Regions from separate parts of the Mus musculus genome. Here region 2 is linked to region 1. A link is a loop called in an ENCODE intact Hi-C map of the cell type or tissue named here. Cell type or tissue: gastrocnemius. All regions are shown on one strand. Each heading gives the region's core, and the rest is flanking DNA. Links, peaks and the distances in the headings are about the cores only.

Region 1 (6,753 bases), core at 823-5,822:
AGCAAGGTCAAAAATTGTTCTCCCACAACTGTTTGACACAATTAGACAATGGTTACAGTGTTGTAAACAGTTTGCAACACTTGAGCTTGGTAAAGGATGTCATGGTAAGAGCTAAGTGCACTGTAACTGACGTTTGTTCAAAACAAAACAAAAGCCTAAGATCTACTTCCATAGCAAGAGAGTAATGTGTTTATAGTTAACTAAAGATTCCTTATGCATTAGGATCTTGATGGACATTTCAGCTTGACTTAAAATACAAGATCTAGGCCAGACATGGTTGAAGGGACTCTGGCCAGCACAGCTCTGGCAAGCCTGGCCTTTCTTCCCCACTCCCTCTGCCTTACCCTTTAGATTATATTCCTAAAGCTAGCCAGCAAGGTCTATTCTCTTATTTGGCCAGTTCCTCCTCCTGAGGCTGACTACCAAGGCCTAGTTCTCAAAGTATTGAAGTCCAGCAATCAAAAGTCCCCTTTGGTTGACCTAATTAATATGCTCAAACAAAATATACCACTGCTTCCTAGCCCATCCTAACGCAACCCTCCCCCTTTTCTCTTCTTAAAAATTTCAACTGAGTCCGTGCAGTGGTGGCGCATGCCTTTAATCCCAGCACTTGGGAGGCAGAGGCCGGTGGATTTCTGAGTTTGAGGCTAGCCTGGTCTACAGAGTGAGTTCCAGGACAGGCAGCGCTACACAGAGAAACCCTGTCTCGAAAAAACAAAAAAACAAAAAACAAAAAACAAAAAAAAAAAAAAAAACAAAATTCAACTGAAAGGTCATTTGCTGCTGTTTTCCTGTCTGAGTCAGAAAGCAGCCACTGTAACTGTGCTTCCCTGCTTAATAAAGGCTCTCTCTGTGAAGACAGGTGTTTGAGTGTGGTTTGTGTCCAGTCCAGCGTAGAAAGGAAGCCCCCTCCCCTGATCTTGGAGTCTCCTAACAATGGTTGATTGCCCTCACACATTTCATTCCAGCACACAGGAGGCAGAGGAAGGCAGATTCATTTGAGTCCCAGGCCAGCCAGGGAAACATACTGAGATCTTGTCTTTAAAAAGATACAAAATAAACACATAGTGGTTTTTTGTTTGTTTGTTTGTTTTATTTTGATTTTTTGAGACAGGGTTTCTCTGTACTTTAAGGATGGGAGGGAGCAGTCAGGGTAGAGAGACTGTTAAATGGTTAGGAGTTCTTGCTGCTTTTATAGAGGACGGGGGTTCAGTTTCCAACACCCACATCTATGGCTTACAGCTGCCTATAACTCTGGATCCAGGGTATACAGCGCCCCGCTCTGGCCTCCTTGGGCACCAGGCACAAACACAGCACATATACACACATACAGGCAAAACATTCATACACGTGGGAAAAAAATATTTTTCTAAAATGATGTGGGAGAATCAAAAGGACAAAGGAGACACCCATTTGTTCTTAGCAGTATCCTATGCCCTCCGAAGCAATGTCTCTGCCCCTCCATATGCTACATGCTTCTGTGGCAGAAACCACACCCTGGCCAAGAAGTCTGAGTCTCTGACCTGTGGTGAGGAAGTGTTAACCTTACATTTTTGAGTTGTTTCCTCAGCCTCTGAGGTCATAACAACTGTCGAATCACTATTTCAGTATATAAAGAACCACTTATCTTTCAGTAGTTGATCATCTTACTAGAAAACAAGTCCTTACGGGAAAAAAAAAGGTAAAGTGAGACAGTCTGTAACTGACCAATATTCTCAAAGTTCAAAGGTCAAATAAGACAACCAATTGCACCCTGTCTCTCACTCGGCTCCTATAGCTGGGGCCTGGGAAGCAATGGAAAGGAATGTTTATTGGAACAACTGTTGATATTATGCATGACACTGAAGACTAGATAATAATAATACTGAGTTCATCTTATAGCTCCTGATTTTGATAATTATACTATTATTACAAAAAATGTATTGTTCTTAGGAAATACACTCTGTTATGTTTAATGGTAATGAAGGCAGTAAGCATTAAATTGTTCAAAAATCAATTAATGTGGAAGGGAGCAAGAAAAAAAGAGAACTCAAATAGAGTACTTTTTTTGGAGACAGGGTCTCACTGTGTGGACCAAGCACTCCTTTGAATTTGCAATCCTCCTGCCTCAGCTCCTCCAGCGCTGGGATCCAGCTCCTTTGTGCTCCTTCTTACACTTCCCACACGTGTTTAAATTAGTAAAAGTGAAAGTTGCAGAGACCAAAAATGTATTTAGCCTTTGAAATATGTTCAATGTTATCAGTTTGACAGACATCGATAAACATCAAAATTAAAATCCACCTCGAAGTGGTTAAGTTAAATACATGCATAACAAGAAAGTACTGGTTTCCAAAAACCCCTAGGCAGAGCAGAAGTGGAGTTCAGGAAGGATGTGTCGGCCGCCGAAACACAGCCACAGTGAAGTGTCGAGAAGTTGAAGGACCACTCTCAACACAGCTCCCCAGCCGCTGGACAGCCTTTATCTACGTCAGGGACCTTGAAGTCTGTTCTGTGAGGCAGAAATTCAAACATGCAAAGCCCTTGGACTGGGCACAGAAACCCTGGACTGGGGAGAGTCCGCCCTGCTTCCATTCCCACAGAAGACTGGTCACCCAACCTGCTCACGCAGGATCCTGTTACCAACACGATCCCCTCTGTGCAGCCCAATGCTCCTTCAGACAATGGCCTAGAAGCCAAATTTCTGAAGTGGAACTGGAAGTAATCAACGAAGCCGGTGGGAACCCTGGGAGCAGGGTTTAAAAACAGATGAGACAAGGGGCTAGAGAAAGGAGGGGTGGGGAGGGATAGACCAAAACTCAGGATGTATACTGAGACTTAAAAAACCCCAGTAGTTGGTAAGCTAATTAAAAACATATATTTAAAGGAGTTTGAACAGATGTGTCCTCTATGGTGGGCAATGCTGCCTTCAGAAAACATGAGTTCTAAAATTAAAATTTTGATGCCAGGCATGAGTTGCTTCCATATGAGTTATCGGTCAGTAGGGCTCCAGGGGCACCTAATACAATGTAGGTTATTATTGCTCTTGGATGCTCACCATAACTAAATGGGTAAGTCTCTATTAGGAAAGAAGACGGCTCATTTAGTTAGCAAGATACCAAGAACTTGATCTTGAACTGAGCAGGCGCCCCCTGCTGGCTAGCATTCATAGTGCTGGAAGGCGCTCTGCAAGACTGATGAGGGAAATTGATCTTTGATTTCACTCAGCTCTGGGCCCTGCTTGCTGAACTACTTACTGATCTAGCAGGCAAGATGTGCCACTGGGTTCATGGTTCATGGCAGACTTTTCCTGAGCAGTCGCGACACACATACACATTGGCTCACCCCAGAAAGGGAGCCTGTGGAAGACCCATGTAAGTACTGGCACCGAGGTCCAATATGGTGAACCAATGAGGGTCACTAGCAGGAATGTGGGAGAGGGGTCCCTTACAAGGAGTAGGGATGATTCAAAGGCAGCCGTGTCACCAGAAAGCCTACCCCAACATAGGTGATGACTCCTGAAAACTACAGCCCAGAGCTCTCTACCTATTCCTCTCCTTCTGACCTTGGTTTGGGCAGTCAGAGGCTCCACCCCAGCAACTCTCTACTCTCTTCTTCACTGTTGACATGGGCCCCAGTGACTCTTCCACGCTTGTGTTATTTAGGTCATGTGACCTTCTGCTTACCTCCTGAGGCCCCCTCTGTCTTCTAGTACCTCCTGGAAGAAATGTTTCCATTTGAAGAAAACGTTACAAATCTAAGGAACACATTATGCAACAAAACTGTTGACTGGTGTAACAGCTGCTCTCTTGACTGGATCTGAGGACTTCCTACAGGAGGATATTGACGTCTGTACCGAAACCCCAGGCTGGGGAAAGAATAGGCCGCAGGGGAGAATCTGATGATATTGTTTTGCTAAATGGTAGCGCTGCCAAACTGCCTTCTAAATAGTTATGTTTCGATTCACAGATCTGAGCTGTTCCCAGCCTTAGTCAAAGAAGCTTCCTGTTGCAGGTAGTAGAGGTCAATGCAGAGACTCGTAACTATTCAAAATGCTAAGACCGAATAAGTGACTGAATGCCCGGTAACAAGTGGGACATCTTTGTCAAGCCCTGCCTCAAGGAACATTTCAGGAGATAGAAGTGGAAAGAAGGGGAGGAGCGTGGCTGTTTATAATGCATGCCTTTAATCCCAGTACTTGAGAGGCAGAGGCAGGAAATTATCTATGCGTTTGAGGCCAGCCGGATCTACAGAGTGAGTTCCAAGACGACAAAAGCTACATAGGGAAACCGTGGTTTTTGTTTGTTTTTGTTTTTGTTTTTGTTTTTGAGACAGGGTTTTTCTGTATAGCCCTGGCTGTCCTGGAACTCACTTTGTAGACCAGGCTGGCCTCAAACTCAGAAATCCACCTGCCTCTGCCTCCCGAGTGCTGGGATTAAAGGCGTACGCCACCATGCCCGGCCGGGAAACCGTGTCTTGAAAAGTAAAAACAAAACAAGCAACAACACAGAAATCAGGTTCAGCCAGATCCCAGCAGCTGCAGGGGCTCAGGTCTTCAGTGGCTCTTTCTGTCTCCCTTTCATTTCCGGAACCATGGCCTCTGCTCTGACTGTCTTCAAGGTGTTCAATGACATGAAAGTTCGCAAATCTTCAACACCAGAAGTGAAGAAACGCAAGAAGGCGGTGCTCTTTTGCCTGAGTGAGGACAAGAAGAACATCATCCTGGAGGAAGGCAAGGAGATCCTGGCAGGAGATGTGGGGCAGACTGTGGACAACCCCTAACCACTGTGGTCAAGACGCTGCCAGACACGAACTGCTGCTATGCACTCTATGATTCAAGCTATGAGACCAGAGGGAAAGGAGGGCAGCACAGAAGGAGGAGGGACAAATAACACCAAGGCTTTCTGATAAACCCTCATGTAATCTTATTATTTAATATTTACCTAAAATTATACACAATGCACACACACATTCACAAATAATATATATATATATATATATATATATATACATATATCACACTATGTATATGAAAGTTATGCCACTTGAGCTGAACACGCTTCCCACAAGAACCACAGACTAACAAAACCCCCAGTGGAAAGCATGCGATGTCTCTAAAATGGTTGGTCAGGGCAGTCCAAGTGACCCTTAAAGCAACATAGACAATGGCTACTGCCTTCGGTTGCCTCTCAGAGGTCAAAGGTAAGCTCCTCTTGCTGAAGACACAGCACATCTAGGATACAGGGCTCAGACTGTATGAGCTCGATCTAACCCGAAAGCCGCATTCCTGCAGTATAGCTTCCAAGGTACCAGAAAATACTCTACAAGGTGCCAGAGAAGGGGCAATTCATAGTCCTACCCAGCTGTGGTACCTATAAATCGCAATGGCCAGCATAGCAAGACATCCATAAAGGTACAGTAGATGTCCCTCATATGTTGGTGGTAACCAGCGGCTGTCTGGTTGGACTTAAGGCCCACTCAGCAGGAGGAAAATTATACCTGGTACTAGAAATCTAACTTCCCAGGGCTGGTAGGATCTTAGAAGAAAATGTACTACCAATTTGCAAGGTCAGCATAATTCCTAACTGCATTCGAAATCATATCCTTAGGCCCACAGATAAGTGTAATTTCACCATATATCAAATAAGCATTTGTTTACAGCAAATGGAGACCATTGTAGCTGGTCTTTGCGACTTTGTGGGTTCTTCTTTCCTCCACCCTTCTCTCCCTCTCTTCCACTCCTTCAACATCCTAATATAGATAGGAGGGAAAAAAAGGATAGAGGGGAGAGAGGAAAGGAATGAGATCTCTGAAATCTAATTTCCCTTCTTGTTTCTTCTTTGAGCACAACTACTAACAAACCGTAACCACCACCACCACCCCCAATGATCAACAACCACCCCTGCCTCTCTGCACATACCCTCTGAAAAGTTCTCAGAATTCCAAATACCACCACAGAAACTATCAAACATATTTGCCTTGTGCTCTAGCAGGGACTAGCAAAAACCACGTCCCCTGTCAGAGCACAAGGCAAATATCATAGCCAGCTGTTGTGGACAATCTGAAGCAGCCCCAAATCCCACACCTGGGATCAAAATGGAAATATGTTCTTAAAATTGTTTTCTGTGTTAAAGAAGCCAAAATTCCAAAATTCTCACTACAGACCATCACAGAAAACCATGACAGGACACGGTGCAGAGATCAGCAGGTGGTGAGGGGCCTAGCCACAGTGGCTACCTCTACATCACAGCTCCTGCATCTATGACTCAGGACACATAAAAAAAGAGGGGGGCTGGAAAAACCGTAAGAGCTGCAATACCAGGATGTCTGGTGTGAAACAGTCTCATAGAAATGGTGGCAAAAACAAGATCTAAACAATGGCGATATCAATATGCTAACAGAGAAGTGAGGCTATGCCATACAAAGTGATCATCCTTGAAATCATGTACATACAAACATAAACAGATTCAGCAGGTTGTAGTGTATCTATGCAAATATTTGTAACTATAACAATTAAAGAAGATGAGACCATCAGTCTGAGTGGGGGACATGGGGAGAGCTGGGTGAAGGGGCCTTCGAAAGAAATGGAAGAAGGAAAAAGTCAGAAGAAGGGGAAGTAATTATACTTTAATTAAAATGTATTAAAACTTTTAAGTTAACTTTTTTAAAAAGTATAGGACACTACGGTGTTAGCAGTTTAAGCACAGTTCTACCTCTGACATGAATCCCTATCTAAGCAGAGTGAGGGAGGTGCATGCAAAAGCACGTGAGAGTAAA
Region 2 (6,753 bases), core at 1,178-6,177, 510 kb after region 1:
AAGTAAATATTTATTTTTATGTGTGTGTGTGTGTGCGCGTGCCTGAGTGTACTTATGTGTACCACATGCATGCAGAAACCCAAGACCATCAGAAGAGTCTCCTGGAACTGGAGTTACAGGAGATTGTGAATGACATCATGGGTGCTGAGAACCAAATGAGGGTCTCCTTCAAGAGCAGTAAGTGCTCTTACCCGTCCAACCACCTCTCCAGCCAATAGGGCAAATTGTTAGGGAAAGTTCAGAATACTTTATCTGAAAGGAAGTTGGGGAAACATGAATGTCGCAGTATTTCTGAGACAGAAGAAACCTAAAGGCCAGGTGTGGTGGGATACACCTGTGATCCTAGCCCCTTTGAGGAAGAGGCAGGACATCAGGAGTTCTAGGTCACCCTTGCCTCTCTGTCCCAAGAACTAGCTGTGTACCATCATGTGGCTCTCTCATATGGTTCTTGTAGGCAGGGATTAGAGTGATGGACTATCTCAAATTTTTTTAGAACTGAGGAGTGGGTCTTCTTTGCTAAGTACAGATGAGAGGCCAAATCTTTAAATTCAGACTCCATTTTTAGAGAACCTGACCTAACTTTGAACTCAGGTAAACTAACAGGCCAGTACCTAGCATTAGTGTCCAAGTTAGCCCCCAACAAAACCAGAGCCTAGCTCGAGTCTCTAGGCTCAACCCCCAACAAGACCTGCATCTCCAGGTTACACCCCTAACAAGACCAACATTCCCAGGTTACTACCCCAACACATCTGCCTCCCCAGGTTACAATTCCACCCCTTGCCTAACAGCCACCAATGCAGAGGGGAGTAAAAATTAAGTTTATTATTTAATTTCCAGCACCAGCCAGTTATGCTAAAGGCCATAGTAGCTTTCCAATTAGATGCTTGCACACTTATCCCCAACTTGCTGCTTACTATAAAACCTTGCCCCAATAGATATTCTAGGTTCCCTCTCCACCAAGTCGGGGATGAGCTAGCTTGAAAAGAATTAAGACCCTGCTGTGAGTTGCATCAGATCAGCTCCTGTCTGTTGTGTGTGTGTGTGATCACTAACACTTCCCTGGCACTACACAGAATATTCCTGGACAACCTGGGTCTGTGGTCTTTGTAACAGGGACTTGGCCTGATGCACCTTCCAGCTGTTGAAGTATCTCATACAAAGTTGAAAAGTATCTCATACAAAGCAGGTGTTGAAAAATGTCAAAAACTACTTATTGGAGTTATAGGGTGGAAATTAATAAAGGAGGCCAGGATTTTTAGCTATAAATTATGATCTGCATACTTTACAGATATGGAATGTAAAATAAAGCACCTATGGCTTGCTAGCATGACTATGGGACAGTGCTGGCTTTAGTCTACCATTCCAGGACTAATCACTATTACTTCATGGGCATAGTTGGCTGTCAAGGCCATAGTAGCAACAACAGTAGCTTTCTGATGCCTGGCTCACAGCACCGCTCAGTGGGGTCATCAAGTTAACAATGTCAGCAACACAGTGCTGATTCCTTACCCTCTGAGGCTCCCTGGAAGATGAGCTCAGTAGTTGAATTCTTGGAGTCATTTCTCCCTTTTTTTTCCCTAAAGATTTATTTTTTATTTACATGAGTACACTGCAGCTGTCTTCAGACACACACCAGAAGAGTGCATCGGATCCCATTACAGATGGTTGTGAGCCACCAAGTGGTTGCTGGGAATTGAACTCAGGACCTCTGGCAGAGCATTCAGTGCTCGTAACCACTGAGCCATCTCTCCAGCCCTCTTGGAGTCATTTCTAAGATGCTGCAGCACTTGCAACAATTTTGTAAGCACCGAGTCCCCGTCATTAAAACCTTTTCTACATAAAGCCCTTTCTATTCACTGTAACCTACCCTGCCAAATGTAATGCACAGCTAAGCAAACCCCCTCCTGTCTCCCCATAAACACCCATTGCATTGAACTATATCTGGCTGTTCTGGAACTCAAGTAGGCTAGGCTGTTCTCAAACTCAGATCTGCCTGCTTCTGCCTCCTAAGTGAGGAGATTAAAGGCCTGAGCCATCATCCCCTGCTCCCCCACTAGTCTTTTGAGGTCTTATGGCTGGTTTTGGGGTCTCCAGATATAAGAGAAATTGGTAGCTATTATTGTTTTAGAAGAGGGAGCCAGACTTCAGTGAACCAAGAGGATTCCCCTTGAATCTAAGGTTCTATCTGATTCAACAATCTCAAGTTCAGTTGTCCGACTTCTCTCTTGCCCTCTTGGGCTCTTCCCTTCTTCCTCCCTTCCCCATTCCCTTCCCCCTCTATCCATGTGTTCATGGATGGCCTCTACTTCTCCCTCTCTGCCTCTACTACCTTCTTAACTCTCCAGGCCCTGAATAAACTTTATTCTATACTATTAAAAAAAAAAAAAACCAACAAACTCAAGTTCATTGCCTTCTTTTCAAAATTTAATTATGAATTAATGAACACATGTAATTATTTTTATAACACAAGTGGTTAAGTGAGAATTTAAAAAGTGGGGAGGGTTCATAAGACATACAAGGGCATCTTTAAAAATAATATCTTTCCCCTCATACTTTGTCTTCTTCTGTGTATGCACTGCCTGTCCCAGACACAAGAGAGTGAAGTGCCTGCCTATGCAGAAGAGTTTCAGTTCAGATTTTTTTTTTTTTGAGTCTAATTGGGCTGTCCTGGATCTCGCTGTGTTTGAGCAGGCTTGCCTCAAATTCAGAAATTAGCCTGCAAGCCTCCCAAACTACAGGATTAAAGGGGTGAGTCACCAAGCTAGTTTATTTTGAGTTCTTTTCACTTTCAACCATCAATACGCCCCTCCCCCATCGTCAAATTTAATCCAGACTTGCTTCTCTCTACGTAGTCGAGGATGACTTTGAACTTCTGAACATCCTCATCCTGCCTTCACCTCACATCACAGGTGTACGCCAACACGCCTAGTTTTGTCTTCTTGCGTGCATGAAAGACAACCTCCAGCCCCACTCCATTTCCGTTCTCTACGTGGAGATAAATCCCTTGCGTTTCCTTTTCACCATTTCATTCATTCCCGTTGGTACCGTGACTAAAAGGGAAGCCTGGGCTCAAAAGTTAAGTGTGAATATCGGGTATATTCCAGGAAGCCAGTGTACGCGCTCCCTCCCGAGGAGTAAGTAAACAGGAAACTATCGATCCCATGCAGGAAATGACCTTTGTGAGGGCAAAGTAGGTGAGCCGGTTTCCCTCGCTTTCCCTGAGTTCCCTTCCTAACTCATTTCCGGGTGTCAACCCATTTGGTCCTCCCCTACAAAACCAGCGTCGGCTGGCTCTTCACGGTCCACCCTAGAATTCCTCCCTGAGAGACCGGCCAATAGGCCCGGTACCTTTACGGACATTTTTATGCCCTGTTTTACATCACGGCAAACCTCCGCCAATCACTAACTGGGGGAGGAGGTACCAAAATAATCTTTACTTCCTCCCCAAATGGCCACCCTTCACCGCATCATCCTTTGATGGACTACCCAGGTGGCCAACCCTCGCTCAGTCCAGGGCCCAGCCCATGCTCAACTCCACCAGTCAGGACAAAGGAGAGGCATGCCCCCCCCCCCTTTTTGGAAATGCCTTGACGCTAGGCGTCCGGGCACCGGGGAAGTTACAACTTTGTACAGTCTGTGCTGCCAGCGTCCGGGTCTATCTCGGATCCAGTCTGGTGCCCCGGCGCCCACCCGGGATGGCCCCGCGGGCCCCGTCTCAGCCGCCTTTGCAGTGGCTCGCGGGTCTATCTCGGAGCCCGCGCTGCGCTCCCAGCCCCGGACGCTGGGCCGGCAGCCGGGGGCGCGGATCTTTCCATCCGCCTACCGCCGCTCTCCTCCCTCCTCTCCTCCGCGTTCCGGGCCGGGCTGACACCGGGGTGGGCGGAGCCGAGAGCTTGCTCAGAGCGGGGAGAGGCTGGCGCCTCTTAAGGTGGAACAGACCCATCGCTGGGCCTCCCTGGGTGTGCGACTCCCGCCCCAGCCTCGCTCTAAACGCTCGCTCTCGTCTCCCTAGCGAGCCTCGGTTCTCTACATAGTTTAGAAATTAATCAGGATGTAAAATGAACGCATAAACTGAAAAAGAAAAAAAAGTCAAGAAGATGCAAACTACTCAGAGAACTTTTATTATACTTGTGTTCTTTATTCCAGGGACTACAATCTTTAAGTGGTAGGTTTTTTTGTTTGTTTGTTTTTTTCCTTCCTCTTTCGGATGTTCAAATAAGAACTCACATTTTGCCTGATGAACATGATACACATGAGTCATTTGTATGCCGGTTTAGTGACACCGCCCCCCCACCCCTAACATGGACGACAAATATACTAAGGGAAGCAGAAACCTGGAGCCTGGTGGCTATAGGCTGCCTCTTATAGTTGGCCAATGATTCGTAGAGGGAGCTAAAGAGCAGAGGTGCTGCTATCTCAACGCCTTTGTAAAATGGATGAAAATCTGCTGCTTTCTGGATTTGGTTTGACGCAGAATTGTTCCTGTATAAAGGAAAAGCAGGGACAAAAACGGGGCAGAGACTGAAGAAAGGCTATCCCATGACCGGCCCAACTTGGGATCCATCCCACGCACAGGCACCAAACCCGGATACAATTACTGATGCCATGTTGTGCTTGCAGCCTAGCATAGCTGTCTTCTGAAAGGTTCTACCAACAGCTGACTGAATCAGATGCAGATACTTACAGCCAACCATTGGACTGAGTTCGAGACCCCTATGGAAAGGATTGAAGGAGCTGAAGAGTATGGCAACCCCATAGGAAGACCAACAGTATTAACTAACGGGGACTCCTGGGAGGTCCTAGAGACTAAGCCACCAACCAAAGAGCATACACGGGCTGATCCGTGGCCCTGCACATATGTAACACAGGACTGACTGCCTTGTCTGGGCTCAGTGGGAGAGGATGCACCTACTCCTTAGAGACTTGATACCCCAGGAAGGGGAATGCTGGGATGTGTGTGTACCTTCCCAGAGGCGAAGGGGAGGGAGGATGGGGTGAAGAACTCTGGAAAGAGGGACCAGGAAGGGGGGCAACATTTGGAATGTAAATGAAATAATAACAACAATTAAAAAGGATGTAGTGTAAATTAAAGATACTAGGTAACGATACATACACAAAACATGATAGCAAACATTTTACTATTTCTTTTTAATTTTTTTAAAAGCTCTGTTGTAAAATTTCAAACACAAAAGTAGAGAGAATGACAATGACATCTTATATTTTTATCTTATTAATATCTATCGTGTATGTGTGTATATATATATATCCGCATTACATGCATGTAGGAGCCAGGAGAGGTCAGAAGAGGGAGTTAGTCTCCTGCAACTGGGAGTTACAGCCAGTTGTGAACAGTGGACAGCAGGGCTCGAATGTAAATGGGGACCTCTGTTAGAGCAGCAAGTGCTCTTAATCTCTGAGCCATCTCTCCAGCTCTAACTTTATTTTCACTCTTGTACATGCATGTGAGCATGACACGGAATAGTACACATGTGACTACATGTGCCCTCAGCACCCAGGGGAGAGAATCCAGATCTCCTGGAGCTTGAGTCACAGGTGGTGGTGGTAGAGGCTGGACTTGCGTGTCCAATTGGGTCCTCTGCAAGAGCTGAAATCTTAGCTATCTCTTTAGCCTGAGAACAACATGTATGCTTAAATGTTGCAATAAGCAATATTTGGCCAATATTTTGCCACCTCTACTTTCCTCCTGGTCACTTGATTATTTTGAGACAAATTTCAGACATTTCATGCTTAAGTCACTCTAATACACATTTTTAAATATCCCTTAAAAATAATGGAATTTCATTAATCCACCTTTGTTTGTTTTTCAAGGCAGGGTTTCTCTGTGTAGCCTTGGTTGTCCTGAAACTCACTCTGTAGACCAGACTGGCCTCGAACTTATAACATCTGTGTGTACTTCTGCCTCCTGAGTGCTGGGATTAAAGACTTAGACACCACCACTACCTGGCCCATTGTTTATTATTTCCTTCCTTTGTTCCAACTCCCCTGCTTCCCCCTCTTCTTCTTCCTCTTCTCTTTTTCTTTTTTCCATCCCATTCCTCCTCCCACTTGTCTCCAAGAAGATGCCCCCCCCCCCATTGTTTATAAGACCTATTTTATTTTAAATTACGTGTATGTGTTTGTGCGTGTGAGTGCAGGTGTTCAGAAGTGCCACATCCCCTGGTTGTCCAACATGGGCACTGGGACTGGAGCTCAGGTCCTCTAGGAAGGCATGTGCTCTTAAATCGCTGAGTCATCTCTTCAGCCCCATGAATAATTATTTATCTAGGTTTTTGTTTTTGTTTTTGTTTTTTTTTGAGACAGGCTGGTTTTTAATTTACTACCTACACAGCTGAGAATAATCTTAAACTACGGGTCCTCTTGTCTTTACCTCCTGAGTGCTGGGGTTACAAGTATATGTTACTATGCTTGGCTCCCTTTCATATCTAAAAATGTAAGAAATCTTGATTCTAAGCAGCATGTGATGGAACACATCTCTCTACTGACTGCATTTGGGAGGCAGAGGCAGGCCTGTGGGTTTAATGCCAGTCAGGGCTACATAGTGAGACTCAGAAGAAATTTGAATTCTTGGTACTACCAAGTGAATATTGAAACTTTGCCATTTGCCTTATAGTATTTTTTCCCAATTGCCCTATTCCAATCAGGATTCCCCTTAAAGGTTTGTATCCCGTATTTTATGGACATATCTCTTGATCCATAGTAATTCAATTGACTGTTGAGTCTTTTAAGCCCCTT

Evidence for each region. A loop is a pair of places that touch in the nucleus more often than their neighbours do. Peaks named below come from ENCODE experiments on the same cell type or tissue, not always from the same donor. Only the 100,000 strongest peaks of a DNase experiment are listed, where the experiment ranks them.
Region 2: it touches region 1 in a loop (3-fold over the local background); 3 of 42 quality-filtered maps call a loop at or near these places.

The regions. Positions count from the first base shown.
Region 1 is chr6:122,301,361-122,308,113 of GRCm38, forward strand. No RefSeq gene overlaps it. Among named protein-coding and RNA genes, the nearest start is that of M6pr, 4.0 kb to the right of the region's middle. In gastrocnemius, for the core only: a CTCF peak has its summit at 3,134 (motif pointing left); a DNase peak (open chromatin) is centred at 3,133.
Region 2 is chr6:122,807,581-122,814,333 of GRCm38, forward strand. No RefSeq gene overlaps it. Among named protein-coding and RNA genes, the nearest start is that of Foxj2, 9.2 kb to the right of the region's middle. In gastrocnemius, for the core only: a CTCF peak has its summit at 3,911; DNase peaks (open chromatin) are centred at 3,480, 3,866, 4,324, 4,551 and 1 more place; H3K4me3 peaks cover 2,471 bases; H3K27ac peaks cover 2,904 bases.